Regions from separate parts of the Homo sapiens genome. Here regions 1, 2 and 3 are each linked to region 4. Evidence: chromatin contacts called from ENCODE Hi-C or POLR2A ChIA-PET data. All regions are on one chromosome and are shown on one strand. Each heading gives the region's core, a stretch centred on a gene start or an enhancer-like site at or near the end of the contact. The rest is flanking DNA. Distances are from core to core; before and after follow the strand shown.

The links. A loop is a pair of places that touch in the nucleus more often than their neighbours do. ChIA-PET counts read pairs that join two places held with the same protein, here RNA polymerase II (POLR2A). Pooled maps may share reads with other maps.
Region 1: a pooled map shows a loop between it and region 4 (15-fold over the local background). The contact joins the promoter of PA2G4 here to the promoter of MARS1 in region 4. A Hi-C loop is called at or near these places in 1 of 168 maps with a recorded cell type or tissue (naive thymus-derived CD4-positive, alpha-beta T cell), 4 of 37 single-sample maps with no recorded cell type and 8 of 50 pooled maps. POLR2A ChIA-PET finds 5 or more read pairs at or near these places in 1 of 52 experiments (GM10248).
Region 2: a loop to region 4 is called in a pooled map, with 5 times the contacts of the local background. The contact joins the promoter of SPRYD4 here to the promoter of MARS1 in region 4. A Hi-C loop is called at or near these places in 1 of 37 single-sample maps with no recorded cell type and 4 of 50 pooled maps. POLR2A ChIA-PET finds 5 or more read pairs at or near these places in 1 of 52 experiments (CD8-positive, alpha-beta memory T cell).
Region 3: a pooled map shows a loop between it and region 4 (5-fold over the local background). The contact joins the promoter of RAB5B here to the promoter of MARS1 in region 4. A Hi-C loop is called at or near these places in 4 of 50 pooled maps. POLR2A ChIA-PET finds 5 or more read pairs at or near these places in 2 of 52 experiments (WTC11 and activated T-cell).

Annotation. Positions count from the first base shown.
Region 1 is chr12:56,103,125-56,107,033 of GRCh38, forward strand. It overlaps PA2G4 (proliferation-associated 2G4), which reads left to right and starts at 1,435. Exons shown (of 13, transcript NM_006191.3): 1 at 1,435-1,701; 2 at 3,464-3,592; 3 at 3,866-3,909. The coding sequence starts at 1,614. ERBB3 (erb-b2 receptor tyrosine kinase 3) reads left to right here. Exons shown (of 28, transcript NM_001982.4): 28 at 1-381. It overlaps LOC105369782 (a long non-coding RNA gene), which reads right to left and starts at 1,295. Exons shown (of 2, transcript XR_944995.4): 1 at 1,164-1,295; 2 at 690-794. RefSeq lists enhancers at 1,130-1,479, 1,490-1,709.
Region 2 is chr12:56,466,093-56,469,857 of GRCh38, forward strand. It overlaps SPRYD4 (SPRY domain containing 4), which reads left to right and starts at 2,486. Exons shown (of 2, transcript NM_207344.4): 1 at 2,486-2,584; 2 at 2,947-3,765. The coding sequence starts at 2,500. The coding sequence ends at 3,485. RefSeq lists enhancers at 2,154-2,223, 2,234-2,413, 2,734-2,783, 3,204-3,333.
Region 3 is chr12:55,971,243-55,975,336 of GRCh38, forward strand. It overlaps RAB5B (RAB5B, member RAS oncogene family), which reads left to right and starts at 2,836. Exons shown (of 6, transcript NM_002868.4): 1 at 2,836-2,897. CDK2 (cyclin dependent kinase 2) reads left to right here. Exons shown (of 7, transcript NM_001798.5): 6 at 1-5; 7 at 279-1,547. The coding sequence ends at 383. RefSeq lists an enhancer at 2,580-2,729.
Region 4 is chr12:57,486,091-57,489,682 of GRCh38, forward strand. MARS1 (methionyl-tRNA synthetase 1) reads left to right here and starts at 1,978. Exons shown (of 21, transcript NM_004990.4): 1 at 1,978-2,109; 2 at 2,929-3,019; 3 at 3,177-3,255; 4 at 3,334-3,468. The coding sequence starts at 2,001. It also overlaps a transcript of ARHGAP9 not described here. RefSeq lists enhancers at 955-1,902, 1,716-2,105, 1,903-2,849.

The DNA of each region.
Region 1 (3,909 bases), core at 185-2,684, 1.4 Mb before region 4:
TTGTTTTTGCACTGAATCAAGTCTAACCCCAACAGCCACATCCTCCTATACCTAGACATCTCATCTCAGGAAGTGGTGGTGGGGGTAGTCAGAAGGAAAAATAACTGGACATCTTTGTGTAAACCATAATCCACATGTGCCGTAAATGATCTTCACTCCTTATCCGAGGGCAAATTCACAAGGATCCCCAAGATCCACTTTTAGAAGCCATTCTCATCCAGCAGTGAGAAGCTTCCAGGTAGGACAGAAAAAAGATCCAGCTTCAGCTGCACACCTCTGTCCCCTTGGATGGGGAACTAAGGGAAAACGTCTGTTGTATCACTGAAGTTTTTTGTTTTGTTTTTATACGTGTCTGAATAAAAATGCCAAAGTTTTTTTTCAGCTTCCTGTCTGTCAAATGAAGACATTTCGTATGTTAGATAAGAGATCTGCTCCTCAGCAGTGGATACTCACCTTTCTGTGTTCTGACAGTGCTACTCTGTCCCATGCAGCTTTCTCTAGTCCTACTATTACTTCTATTTCTTTAGAACAACCATAGCGCATAGTCCTTTTCATTAAGGGTTTTAGTAGGAATCTACAAGGCAACCAATTGGGAATAACAAAAAGAACCTACGTGCTTTAGGACTTATAAAAAGCCCTATAAGCCCTCCTTCAGAGGCCAAACACTGAAACCTCCAGATGCTTCTGAATTCATTATCTTAGAAAAGTCATCAAATCTTTTTATTTTTTCACGGTAAGAACTCTCAACAAACATGTCTTTCTGAACACTTCCCTTAGGTGCTCCATCCAGGTGCCTGTTATTGGAACAATAAAGTCATGTTACTTCATTAGGAGTCCGGCCTCTAGATTGCGAGGCCTTTAAATGGATGATCCCTCCGGTGTCTGGCTGCCCAGTTAGCCCCCGTTACCAGCACCCTTGGTCTTCTTCCACCTGTCTGCCCCTCCCTGTTCTCCCAGCTTCGGAGGACGACTGGACCGGCTGGGCGGGTTTCGCCAGCCGACCCAGGGATCCGAAGAAGGGCGCACCCAGCCTCCCCGACCTAGGTGTAGACACTGCCCACCCGCTGCGGCTCCACTCTACTCCACCCCTGCCCGCTCGACTTTAAACCTATTTCCCCGCCGTAGCTCCGCCCCTCTCCCCTCAGCCCGCCCCTCTCTGTTACTGGCTCTCGCTCAGCGTTCTCGGTGGAAGTGGTTTTTCCGGGAGAGACCACGCTTCCCCTCAAGCTCCCCAACGGCTCCGCCTTCCCGCCGGAGCCTGACCCTTCCCAGAGTGCCCGGCGATTCCGGCGTGCGAGGCCCTTGGAGGGCAAGGCCCCAGGGCCTGGCTTAGGAGCGCGAGAGGCAGGCTGGGAATTGTAGTTCGAAGGCCCTCGAGAGCGGCTAGAGTCTGGCGGCCGAGAGGACTAGTTGTCCCAGCGTGCCCTGCGCCTCAGCCCGCGCGCTCGCAGCTTCTCGCTCTCGCCTGCCTGCCCGCTCCCTTGCTTGCTCGCGCTTTCGCTCGCCCTCTCCTCGAGGATCGAGGGGACTCTGACCACAGCCTGTGGCTGGGAAGGGAGACAGAGGCGGCGGCGGCTCAGGGGAAACGAGGCTGCAGTGGTGGTAGTAGGAAGATGTCGGGCGAGGACGAGCAACAGGAGCAAACTATCGCTGAGGACCTGGTCGTGACCAAGTATAAGATGGGGGGCGACATCGCCAACAGTGAGTGCGGCCTCGGGGGTCGGGGAATCAAGGCTGATAGGGAAAGGTAACAGGCTGGCCCGGAAGGGGCTGGAGCGGAGGGGTCATGCGGACTGAGCTACTGAGGGGCCCGCACCGGTCCGCTGGGCACGGCGTGGTGGGAAGACCCGGTGTCGCGCCTGGGACCTGAGCGGGCAGGCCCAGGCTGAAGTCTATGGAGGTGCGGGTCGGCGACCAGGATGAGCGCAGAGAGGGGACCCTGGCAGGCTCCGACCCGAGGCCGTTTGTTAGGAGGCAAGACGTGTTTTCTCTTGTTCCTATCCTTCATTCCCGATTATTGCTTCCTCTGATTCTGGCAGCGGCGAGGCCACCTCGAAAAGGAAGCGCCCAGCTATTGGCGACAGAAGTGCCCCTCTGTTTTTGTAGCGTCTCCGGGGCGTCAGGAGCCAAGCCGGCACGTGTTGCTGGGTCCCATTGCGGATGGCTGGCCCCCTTCTTACTCCGCTAGTGTCCCTGACACCAGCTTCCCCACCACCAGCTTCCCCACCACGTGCTTTGCTGGAGCCTTTCCTTCTTTACTTCAGCTCTTACCCTGGTGGGGGCCCCCTTCTACCTTGGGCCAGCTAAGGAGACCGTTGGAGAGCACTCCTGGAGCTTCTAATGCAAGTCTTGGAGATATATATGGCTTTTCTTGAAGTTACTCATTACTACCACCTTTCCAATCTGTGCAGATAGTCTTAGTTAGCATTCACATTTGTTGTTCTCAGTGACTTGACAACTCAAATGTTTTGGGGTCTCCGTCTTATCCCAACTAGGCAAGCTTGTGAACATTACTGGAAAAGGGAGGACTGATTTTAGGATTTTCACAAGTCATCCTTACTCCAGGTGTGCTCTGACGATCTCAGCAGTTGCCTGTCACTCTAGGCAGATGCCACTTTCTCTTTTCTCTCTTTCCAGTTAGCCTTTCCATTTTATTCCAGTTAGGGAGATACAAACTGCTTGTCATTGTGCTTTTAAATGGTTTTAACAGCAAAGATGGTGGGGAACAGGTATTTAGGATGCCTCCCGTCCTGTGGGTGAAAATCTGAGTTTTACCAGCTTTCAAAGAATCACCAAAACTGAGATACCAAAAGTCAAACCTGTGCTTTATATCACAGTGGACATTTAGTATCGTACCCTGGTTTTTGGTGCCTTTTAGTATTTGAGATACTAGTGGTTTGAATCAGAAAATCTCTTACAGTTTATAACTTTGGCCTCATATTTCTTTTAGATAAGCCATGATCCCCCGAAATGAAACCCAGGGACCTTAGATTAAGTTTCCTTGGCTTATGCACTTGTTTATGAGGAAATAAGTCTATATAGATTGAGATTCCTAACACCTAATTAGAGTGTCTGAGAAAGGAATGCGGTAACATTTAACAGTGCATCGGCTTCGAGTCAGCAATTCTGTCTACCTTCTTGTCCCTGATGCCTATAAATTTCATCTAGTCTTTGCGTGTATGTGGGGATACCATGGCAAGAACCCTCTGAAGTTCATAACTCTGTCCTGTCACACCAAAGGTAGCATCTTTGGAAAGTCTGAGGCCTTGCCTAGGGAGATGGATTGTATATACCCAGTTGTCACATAATGTAAGGAAGAGAAGGGAATGTTGACCTTTCAGCCTCAGGGCAATGGCACCAGGGAGTATTATGGAAACTCTTAAATTCAACTTCCAGGTATTCCTTGGGTGGTAACTAGACAATGAATACATACAAGGCTGACATGATGGGATTCTGTCCTCAGGGGTACTTCGGTCCTTGGTGGAAGCATCTAGCTCAGGTGTGTCGGTACTGAGCCTGTGTGAGAAAGGTGATGCCATGATTATGGAAGAAACAGGGAAAATCTTCAAGAAAGAAAAGGAAATGAAGAAAGGTAAAAAAAAAAAATCCCTCACTAATTTTCCGTTTGACCCTTATTTGGTCCTATATGTTTTTATTTTTTTCACTGTAATGACGCAGTCCCCACCCCAGCTCTGGCTGAGGTATTTGGAAATTTGGAATGGCAAGTGGGATACAAGCAGTTTCCTACCTAATCCAAACTGATGAAACTTAAGCAAGACCCTGAAAAAATCCTTCTACATTTCTGAAGGGCACTAGGGCTCCCGGGAGACAGCAAGGCAGTAGGCTGATGATTCTTTCTTTACAGGTATTGCTTTTCCCACCAGCATTTCGGTAAATAACTGTGTATGT
Region 2 (3,765 bases), core at 1,236-3,735, 1.0 Mb before region 4:
GCCGACATTGAATTAGAAGCAGACAGATAGAAGCTGGCAGATCAGCTTAGAAGCTACTCACATTTCTACATTGAAATGAGAAAGCCTTGTCCAGGCGCGGTGGCTCATGCCTGTAATCCCAGAACTTTGGGAGGCAGAGGCGGGCAGATCACCTGAGGTCAGGAGTTTGAGACAAGCCTGGCCAACATGGCAAAACCCTGTCTCTACTAAAAATACAAAAATTAGCAGGGCGTGGTGGTGGGCGCCTGTAGTCCCAACTACTTAGGAGGCTGAGGCAGGAGAATTGCTTGAACCTGGGCAGTGGAGGTTGCAGTGAGCCGAGATTCTGCCACTGCACTCCAGCCTGGGTGACAGAGTGAGACTCAGTCTCAATAAAAAAAATAATAAAATAAAATAAATAAATAAAAGAAATGAGAAAGCCTTAAGGCCAAGGATGACAGTGGCCTGAACTAGGGCCATGTGCATCATTCAAGGCAGTTACCACTCTGGGAGAGGAGGAAGAATTTTTGGTTAGTTATTTAGGCTTTTAAATATCTAGGCCAGAAGCCAGGTGTGGTGGCTCACACCTGTAATCCCAGCACTTTGGGAAGCTAAGGTGGGTGGATCACTTGAGGTCAGGAGTTCGAGACCAGCCTGGCCAACATGGTGAAACCCTGTCTCTACTAAAAATACAAAAATTAGGCCAGGTGCAGTGGCTCACGTCTGTAATCCCAGCACTTTGGGAGGCTGAGATGGGTGGATCACCTGAGGTCAGGAGTTTGAGACCAGCCTGACCAATATGGTGAAACCCGTCTCTACTAAAAATACAAAAATTAGCCGGACGTAGTGGCATGCGCCTGTAGTCCCAGCTACTCAGGAGGCTGAGACAAGAGAATTGCTTGAACCCGGGAGGCGGAGGTTACAGTGAGCCAAGGTTGCGCCACTGCACTCCAGCCTGGGCAACAGAGTGAGACTCAGTCTCAAAAAAAAATTAGCCAGGTGTGGTTGGTGGGCATCTGTAATTCCAGCTACTCAGGAGGCTGAGACAGGAAAATTGCTTGAACTCCAGAGGCAGAGGCTGCAGTTAGCCAAGATCAAACCACTGCACTCCAGCCTGGGTGATAGAGTGACACTCCGTCTCAGAATATACATTTTAAAAATATATATCTAAAATCCTTTTTTGAGGGGTAGGAGGATGGAGGTGGGATGTATGTTGCTATTGCACTGGCCAGCAGAACCTTGAGAAGTGGACTGATTAAAAAAATGTAGGCCTGGCATAGTGGCTAACACCTGTAATCACAGCACTTTGGGAGGCAAAGGTGGGAGGATGGCTTGAGCCCGAGAATTCGAGAACAACTTGGTCAACAAAGCGAAACCCCCGTTTCTACAAAAAAGTTAACGGGGCATGGTGCGTGCACATGTGGTCCCAGCTACATGGGAGGCTGAAGCAGGAAGATCGCTTGTGCCTCGGAGATGAAGGTTGCAGTGAGCTGTGTTTGCGCCACTGTGCTGCATGCAGCCTGGGTGACAGAATGAGACCCTGTCTCAAAAAATAAAATAAAATGGAATGCAGATCGAAATGTTCAATATAGGCTGTCCATAATCTCCTACCTCATACCCTGAACCAAAATATTGCTACTCTTGGTTAAGTTCAGAAAACTGAATGCTGAGTTAAACCATCCGTTCCTAGCCTTGAACATACAAAACCAACATTAACAGTATTTATGTATTTACTATTAATTATAAACAACTGTGAATTACCCAATGGTTGCTATTTGCCAATATATATCTAGATTAATTATTATTATTTTTTGAGATGGAGTCTTGCTCTGTCACCAGGCTGGAGTGCAGTGGCAGAATCTCGGCTCACTGCAACCTCCCACTCCCTGGTTCAAGCGATTCTCCTGCCTCAGCCTCCCGGGTAGCTGGGATTACAGGCGCGCGCCACCACGCCCGGCTAATTTTTGTACTTTTGGTAGAGGCGGGGTTTCACCATATTGGCCAGGATGGTCTTGATCTCCTGACCTCGTGATCCGCCTGCCTCGGCCTCCCAAAGTGCTGAGATTGCAGGCGTGAGCCACCGCGCCCGGCCTAGATTATTCTCACTTAATTATTACTAAGGTCTGTATATAATTTCTATTTTATAAATTAGAACACTAAGGCTCAGAAAAGTGGAGTGAGTTGCCCAAACTCACACAGTGAAGCCGGGATCAAAGCTAATTACAGTACTGTCTAATTTTAAAATCTATACTTCTAAGCATCTGGCTACACTATATCTCTAAAAGTTTTACGTAGTTCAAATGTGAGCAGCGTTCGTCTACGCAGAAAAACTGAATAAGCAGCATTAACCGCGGGCAGAAACAGAACAGAAACCACTACCTTGGCGGCCGCCCGCCCCCGGGCGTCGCCTACGTCATAACACTGCGCGGCCGCCCCTCGCGCACCACGTGCTAGGGGAGCGGGCGGGCAGATGGCTGTGTCTGTAAGCGGGAGGCGTGCCCGGTTCATCCAAGGCGCAAGATGGCGCTGCTTTTTGCACGTTCTTTGCGCTTGTGCCGCTGGGGAGCCAAACGATTGGGAGTTGCCTCCACAGAGGCCCAGAGAGGTAGGATTATCTCTTTTTACTCTTTTACCTCCAGAATGGCTGCCGTCTATTATTCCCAGACCCCACTCCGAGAAGCAACTCCAACCCTCTCGGGTCTTTTCCTTCCCCACCTGCCTTGGTCTTAAGATTCCAAACCTGTGATACCATTTGGTTTCTTTAAATTCCGGGACTTACTCAATCCGAGTTTTTCAGCTCCGTGAGCTATCCGTAGTAAAGCGACCTCGCGACTCTCTTGCCCGCTTGGCATTCTGACTCTTCCCTAGTTGCTCGTGTATCATGGCTGCCTGCCTCATATCTGAATATATCACCAGCCCTAGGGTTCTAGCCCCTGTTATTATCCCGTCTTTTTGCTCTGCCCGCAGGCGTCAGTTTCAAACTGGAAGAAAAAACCGCCCACAGCAGCCTGGCACTCTTCAGAGATGATACGGGTGTCAAATATGGCTTGGTGGGATTGGAGCCCACCAAGGTGGCCTTGAATGTGGAGCGCTTCCGGGAGTGGGCAGTGGTGCTGGCAGACACAGCGGTCACCAGTGGCAGACACTACTGGGAAGTGACAGTGAAGCGCTCCCAGCAGTTCCGGATAGGAGTGGCAGATGTGGACATGTCCCGGGATAGCTGCATTGGTGTTGATGATCGTTCCTGGGTGTTCACCTATGCCCAGCGCAAGTGGTACACCATGTTGGCCAACGAGAAAGCCCCAGTTGAGGGTATTGGGCAGCCAGAGAAGGTGGGGCTGTTGCTGGAGTATGAGGCCCAGAAGCTGAGCCTGGTGGATGTGAGCCAGGTCTCTGTGGTTCACACGCTACAGACAGATTTCCGGGGTCCAGTGGTGCCTGCCTTTGCTCTCTGGGATGGGGAGCTGCTGACCCATTCAGGGCTTGAGGTGCCCGAGGGCCTCTAGTATGTCCATTACTGGAGTCCCTAATCACGCCTTTGGCCAGCCTCCTTTTGAAAGTGTCCGAAGCCTTTTTACTTTGCCTCAAGCAACCTCTAGCTCCCACAATTCAGTGTTGGGTCCTCTGTGCAATATCATGATCATCTTCCTCATCCCCTACCTTGTGAAAGCTAGGCATACAGCCAAACCCTCCTTTTCCCCACCCACCAACTACTGCCAATTTCCTAGGCTACCATGGGTGTATCTTCCTTGACCTGCTTCCTTCAGTCCCTCTGCCTCCCTTTGC
Region 3 (4,094 bases), core at 1,586-4,085, 1.5 Mb before region 4:
TATCGGTGAGAGTGGGCACCTGTTTTCCCTCATTCATTTCTCCCAGGGAAGGGCTTTTCCAGGATGAAGGAAGGATGAGACCCTGAAATCTGGGCCTCAGTGTTTCATTTCCCTGGTTCCTGCTCTCCCTGTTGGCACACTGATTCAGCTATGGGAGGATGGAAGTGAGAATTCTGCCTTGGGTAGAAGGAGTTCTGGTTTCCTGATTTCTGGGAACACCTGCTGCCCATTTAGTCCACTATCACATCATTGAAGTCAACATGCATCTCTCCCTCTAGCAAATGCTGCACTACGACCCTAACAAGCGGATTTCGGCCAAGGCAGCCCTGGCTCACCCTTTCTTCCAGGATGTGACCAAGCCAGTACCCCATCTTCGACTCTGATAGCCTTCTTGAAGCCCCCAGCCCTAATCTCACCCTCTCCTCCAGTGTGGGCTTGACCAGGCTTGGCCTTGGGCTATTTGGACTCAGGTGGGCCCTCTGAACTTGCCTTAAACACTCACCTTCTAGTCTTGGCCAGCCAACTCTGGGAATACAGGGGTGAAAGGGGGGAACCAGTGAAAATGAAAGGAAGTTTCAGTATTAGATGCACTTAAGTTAGCCTCCACCACCCTTTCCCCCTTCTCTTAGTTATTGCTGAAGAGGGTTGGTATAAAAATAATTTTAAAAAAGCCTTCCTACACGTTAGATTTGCCGTACCAATCTCTGAATGCCCCATAATTATTATTTCCAGTGTTTGGGATGACCAGGATCCCAAGCCTCCTGCTGCCACAATGTTTATAAAGGCCAAATGATAGCGGGGGCTAAGTTGGTGCTTTTGAGAACCAAGTAAAACAAAACCACTGGGAGGAGTCTATTTTAAAGAATTCGGTTGAAAAAATAGATCCAATCAGTTTATACCCTAGTTAGTGTTTTGCCTCACCTAATAGGCTGGGAGACTGAAGACTCAGCCCGGGTGGGGCTGCAGAAAAATGATTGGCCCCAGTCCCCTTGTTTGTCCCTTCTACAGGCATGAGGAATCTGGGAGGCCCTGAGACAGGGATTGTGCTTCATTCCAATCTATTGCTTCACCATGGCCTTATGAGGCAGGTGAGAGATGTTTGAATTTTTCTCTTCCTTTTAGTATTCTTAGTTGTTCAGTTGCCAAGGATCCCTGATCCCATTTTCCTCTGACGTCCACCTCCTACCCCATAGGAGTTAGAAGTTAGGGTTTAGGCATCATTTTGAGAATGCTGACACTTTTTCAGGGCTGTGATTGAGTGAGGGCATGGGTAAAAATATTTCTTTAAAAGAAGGATGAACAATTATATTTATATTTCAGGTTATATCCAATAGTAGAGTTGGCTTTTTTTTTTTTTTTTTGGTCATAGTGGGTGGATTTGTTGCCATGTGCACCTTGGGGTTTTGTAATGACAGTGCTAAAAAAAAAAAGCATTTTTTTTTTATGATTTGTCTCTGTCACCCTTGTCCTTGAGTGCTCTTGCTATTAACGTTATTTGTAATTTAGTTTGTAGCTCATTAAAAAAATGTGCCTAGTTTTATAGTTCATCTCTTTCCTCCTCTTATTTACTGAAAGAATGGTGGGAGACAGAATATGAATGTGTGTATGTGATCATTGATTTCAGACCCCTTTTCCTAATCTCTCTGTGCATGGCTGCCCACCCCACCCCATTTTGGCTAGTGCTGACGGTGAACAAAGTGGTTATTATCATCCCTATTTATGGCTGGGGAAACTGAAGCCTATATACTTCCTACTTCACTTTCTCCACACACCAGCAAACCTCCTTTCCCCCAGCCAACATACCACACACACACCACACCACACACACATCACATACACACACCACACACACATCATATACACACATATACCACACACACCACGTATACATATACCAAATACACACACACCACATACACACCATATATGCACACACACCCCATACATACACACACCCATGCACATACATAGCGGCAGGAAGAGGGCTCCCGGGGAATTTGCCTTTCGACACTGCATTTCCCAGTAAGCCCGCCGTTTTTCCTTTCTGTTTCATATCACAGACAGAAAAGTTTTCCAAAGATTCTTTTATTTACATTTACATACGATTCTGAAAAAGCGTCTCCAAGCTACCACTTCTTGTAGTTGCCATTGTCTCATTCCACCAAAAAACATCTCAGACCGCCCGCGGCCACCCCAAATACGCCTGTCCACTGAAGCCTCACTAAAAGGAGGAAGCGCTGATGTCAGGGTTACTTAAATTCCCAGGCTCCGGATCCCTAGAAGAGGTATTTCCCTTTACGCCCGCGAATTTGTCATAGAAGGCAGGGCACTAGAGCCAGCCCCAGCCAAGTCCAGGGGGAGGGGCGAAGGTCAGTAGCGGCCTTCCTAAGGCTTCCTTCAACCCCTCCTTGCCTGCCAGTCAAGTACCGTATTTTCGCAGTACTGGTTAAAGTTTCACTTTGACCCGCCTCCATCACTCACCTGATTAGATGTTTATGAGTCAAAAGGCGGGGTCATGGGGTGTCGAGATTTTATTGGTGGATACATACGCCTGTCGGCAGTGTACCGCCCCCTGTCTTCAGGAGCTTGCTCTTTAATGGCTCCTTACCTCGTCCATCTTCGAGGTTTCTCCCTCGCTATTGGCTTGTGGCCCCGCCTGTCGCGTCCCTTGCTCGTACTTGTTGGTGACAGCGCCCAAAGAGACTCGCCTTTCTCCAGAGGATTGGTGGATGAGTGCACATATAGCCCACCCTCGAAGGTAGGCGGGTAATCGAGCTATTGGCTGGAGCCCCGCCCCAGGGCGAGGAGGAGAAGGAGGGGCAGGAGGGTTTGGTTGAGCTGCAGCTGTTTGTCTGTTCGACACAGGCTTGGGGCCGACGGGGGAGACGGAGCCCCAGGTACCGAGCTGATGGAGCCCAAAGGGCAGGGGCGGAAGCGCCCGGGAGATGAGAGCAGCCTGGCCTGAGAGCGGAGGCGGGTCTGGTCCTAAGCGAGGGGTTAGAGTGGCCCACCGGAGAGGGGAGAAGGGGGCCGGGCCCCGGCAGGCCTAATGGGGGTCGCTGAGGAGGGGACTGGGCGGCCTGGGACCCCGAAGTTGGTGAGTCGGGAAGGCGGCTGGGCTGTGGCGGCGGCCAGGCCGAGGGCCGGGGGCTGGAGGCCTGGAGCTTGAGTGAGGGCAGGGGCAGGCCTCATTAAGCAGCGCTGAAGAGGGAGGAGCTGGGGAAAGGAACAGGGCAGCGGGTGAGGTAAGCCCATTTGCCGGGAGGTGAGGAGGGTCAGACCTGTCGCCCGAGCCCCGGGGGTGACTGGGGCTGGGTCCCTGCAGAGAGGTTCATTGGAAGGGCCTGAGAAGGGTTCTTAGTTGGGTAAGAAGCGTTCTTTTCAGGGAAAGTGCCTATTGTAAAAAGAACTGAGGGTGCTATGGTGTTGAGCTGAGAGAGATTTGGGTTCAGTGAGGGAGAACTGGGGAAAATGAAGAAGGCTGTATTAATCTAGAAGACTAAGGTAGTTGAAGTAATGGAAGCAGGGCCTGGTATCAGTTATGGGAACTTCTGGGAATGCTGAAGGGTGGGCTGGGGGCTCTGGGTCTTGGGAGTACACACTCTTTTGTTCCCTTTAGTGTTTAGATGTGGTAATTTGAAGCTTTTTAAAACTCCCAGGGTAGGGATGAAGATCAAAGTAATTTTTTTTTTTCCATGACTGTTGGCTGCTCCAAACTCAGCCCCTACACTTTCTGTTGGCCTCATAGCTGGTCTATACTGCAGTCTGTTTCTTAACTTACTGTTTCATGTCCTATGAAAGAGCTAAGAAGTTGGATTGGGGGCATGTTTTGTCCACTTCTTTCCCACTTAATAATGTGGTCTATAGCAAATACCATGTCTCCTAGAACTGAGAATCTATTTCATATCTATTTCATTATCTACATGGGAAAGGGGCTTAGAGATCCTCAGCCATCAGGAGATCTTCTGATCATAGTTGGTGAAACTTTTGTGGGACTTAGACTTGACTTGGGTATTTCCCAGGCAGGTAATGGAGTTAACAGGTCCGAAACTATGCGGTGATATCACTGAGGAAGAGATTTGGGGAAGAGTGAG
Region 4 (3,592 bases), core at 728-3,227:
AGAATTTTCTGAGATCAAATATAAAGTGCTTAAAACAGTGCCTAGCTCATAAGTACTATTAGATATTAATTATTCTTAAAATAATATAAAGATGAATAAGAAGCGTCCCTTTCTCAATAACAGGTATGTGCTTCCTTGCATAATATATACTTATTGCCAAACTCTTAGCCATCTTGAATCTCAATTTTTTTTTTTTTGAGACGAAGTCTTGCTCTATTGTGCAGGCTGGAGTGTAGAGGCACGATCTCGGCTCACTGCAACCTCTGCCTCCTGGGTTCAAGTGATTCTCCTGGCTCAGCCTCCTGAGTAGCTGGGATGACAGGCGTGCACCACCACACCCAGCTAATTTTTGTATTTTCACTAAAGAAGGGGTTTCACCACGTTGGCCAGGCTGGTCCCAAACTCCTGACCTCAAGTCATCTGCTCGCCTCGGCCTCCCAACGTGCTGGGGTTACAGGCGTGAGCCACCGCGCCCGGCCTTACTTCTCAATTTCATCTTTTCCCTAGAGATGTTTGGCCGGGCGCGGCTGCACGCCTGTAATCCCAGCACTTTGGGAGGCTGAGGCGGGCGGATCACGAGGTCGGGGGATCGAGACCATCCTGGCTAACACGGTGAAACCCCGTCTCTACTAAAAATACAAAAAATTAGCCGAGCGTGGTGGCGGGCACCTGTAGTTCCAGCTACTCGGGAGGCTGAGGCAGGAGAATGGCGTGAACCCCGGGGGACGGAGGTTGCAGTGAGCCGAGATCGCGCCACTGCAGTCCAGACTGGGGGGCAGAGCAAGACTCCGTCTCAAAGAAAAAAAAAAAAAAGAGATGCTCTTCTACCCCTTTGATGAGACGTCGAGCTGTATATGAACTCAGACTGGTATTAATATTTTACTTGTCTACATTCTTTTTTTTCGAGACGGAGTTTCCTCTTGTTGCCCAGGCTGGAGTGCAATGGCGCGGTCTCGGCTCACTGCAACCTCCGCTTCCCGGGTTCAGGCGATTTTTTTTGCCTCAGTCTCCCGGGTAGCTGGGATTACAGGCGCCTGCCACCATGCCCAGCTAATTTTGTATTTTTAGTAGAGACGGGGTTTCAGCATGTTGGCCAGGCTGGTCTCGAACTGCTGACCTCAGGTGATCCGCCCGCCTCGACTCCCCAAAGTGCTGGATTACATGCATAAGCCACCGCGCCCGGCCTATGTACATTTTTGTTGTTGTTGTTGATAGGATGGATATGTACACTAACTTCCACTTTGTCACTAATTCCGCACATGGTAACTCCGAACTCTAAAACTCTGACCGTTAAGAGCTTGCATCGAGAGCCACTGCGAGTAGCTGCTGTTATGACATGGCCATTTCATTCTCCACAACAAGAGAAGCAGCCGCGGCTTCAGTCACCGCCCTCCAGCAGCGTAAGAGGATAAAAGTGCGACTTGCCCTAAAACCTAAACGTCTCTTCTGGATCTCCAGAAAAAAAGTGCTGCTCTAGGCCGGGCGCAGTGGCTCACGCCTGTAATCCTAGCACTTTGGCAGGCCGAGGCGGGCGGATCATCTGAGGTGAGGACTTCGAGACCAGCCTAGCCAAAATGGTCAAAGCCCGCCTCTACTAAAAATACAAAAATTAGCCGAGCGTGGTGGCACGTGCCTGTAGTCCCAGCTGCATGGGAGGCTGAGGCCGGAGAATCACTTGAACCCTGGAGGCAGAGGTTGCAGCGAGCCAAGACCGTGCCACTGCACTTCAGCCCAGGTGACAGAGGGAGACGCCCTCTCACAAAAAAAAAAAAAAAAAAAAAAAAGTGCAGTCTAGCCCGCATCTGCGGCCTCTTCATCTCGATGATAGTCTTTTCCTGTGTCTTAGCGTTGCATGATGGGAGAAATAGTCTACTTTCCGGTAGCGGTGCCAGGGCAGTGGCCTAATACGGAACTCCATTTCCCGGCGTGCCTCGCGGAGGCCGCTGAACTCAGAAGCGGGAGGCCGGTTCCGGTTGCATCAGCGAGGGATTCACGGCGAAATGAGACTGTTCGTGAGTGATGGCGTCCCGGGTTGCTTGCCGGTGCTGGCCGCCGCCGGGAGAGCCCGGGGCAGAGCAGAGGTGCTCATCAGCACTGTAGGCCCGGAAGGTACTCGTGCTGGTGCTGGTGGGCGGTGGATGGGGGGGCGGGACCGAAACACGCCAGATTCTCTGCAGCTGTCTTTGCCAAACCCCTAGCCCTCGCCACACACCCCAATCGACCACTTCTCCTATTATCCTTGATCACTCCACGCCTTCTTCCCTCCCAGTCACATCTTTCACTTCCTTTAATTACCCTCAATATAATACCCTTCCCTTATCTCTCTCCTCCCCTCTTCCGTCTTCCCGGTCCCCGCCTCACCCCAGTAAACTGCTCTTCCCTTCCCAACCTTCTCCTACACCTATCAGGCATCCCCCTCTGCTCTTTAGTTACTAGCATGACAGCCCCCAGGCACCCTTTTGTGTTCTTAGGAAATCCCTCTCTCCCCTCCTAACACACACACACGTTCCTTTCTGTTTACCTCTTCTCATTCTCAGCCGATTGTTTGGGTGACTCTTAGGAGGTTCTCTTGTAAGTCTTCTCAGTTCTTTTAATTTTGTTCTCCCACTGTGACCTTCAGATAATTATGAAGATATCCCAGTTACTTTCAGTCGTTAAGTTCTTGGCTGCAGCACTATCCCAATACCACCACCTCCTCTGCAGTCCCCATCTGTTGCTTCCAGCTGGCAGTTTCAGCTGAACACCTGCTGGCCTCTCCAGCCCATTCCGGACCACCCCCTTTCAGTGGTCCTATCCTGGAACTTCTGGGTTGAGACTGCCCATCTTTCTTTTTTTACTCACTGAACAATGCAAGGTTATCCTAAGTTGACAAAGTATTTCTTTTCTTTTCCTTTTTTTTTTTTAACCCATTTTCCATTCTTGCATCAGATTGTGTGGTCCCGTTCCTGACCCGGCCTAAGGTCCCTGTCTTGCAGCTGGATAGCGGCAACTACCTCTTCTCCACTAGTGCAATCTGCCGGTCAGTATTGGTCCTTGGTGTAGGGAGGTGGCTGAATCAAATCAGGCCTCACTGTCATTTGTGTGGCTTTATTTGCAGCCATTGTTTCCCTGTGTGATGAGAAATGGGCTAAATGGGCCCCTCTAAGTCCATCATCTGTTGCTCTCTCTCTGGGCAGATATTTTTTTTTGTTATCTGGCTGGGAGCAAGATGACCTCACTAACCAGTGGCTGGAATGGGAAGCGACAGAGCTGCAGGTAGGACTAAGGTATGGGGGATGTCAGGCAGGCCCTTGTTCTGCGTGGCCATCCTGACTCATGTCCCCTGCATTTTAGCCAGCTTTGTCTGCTGCCCTGTACTATTTAGTGGTCCAAGGCAAGAAGGGGGAAGATGTTCTTGGTTCAGTGCGGAGAGCCCTGACTCACATTGACCACAGCTTGAGTCGTCAGAACTGTCCTTTCCTGGCTGGGGTGAGTTGGGTCTTGAGATGAGGACTGGGGAAGGCTTATGGTGTAAGGATTAAGAGGGAAGACTGTATTCAGAGTGTTCGAACCCAACACTGCCACTTACTAGTAGTGTAATCTTGGCAAATCA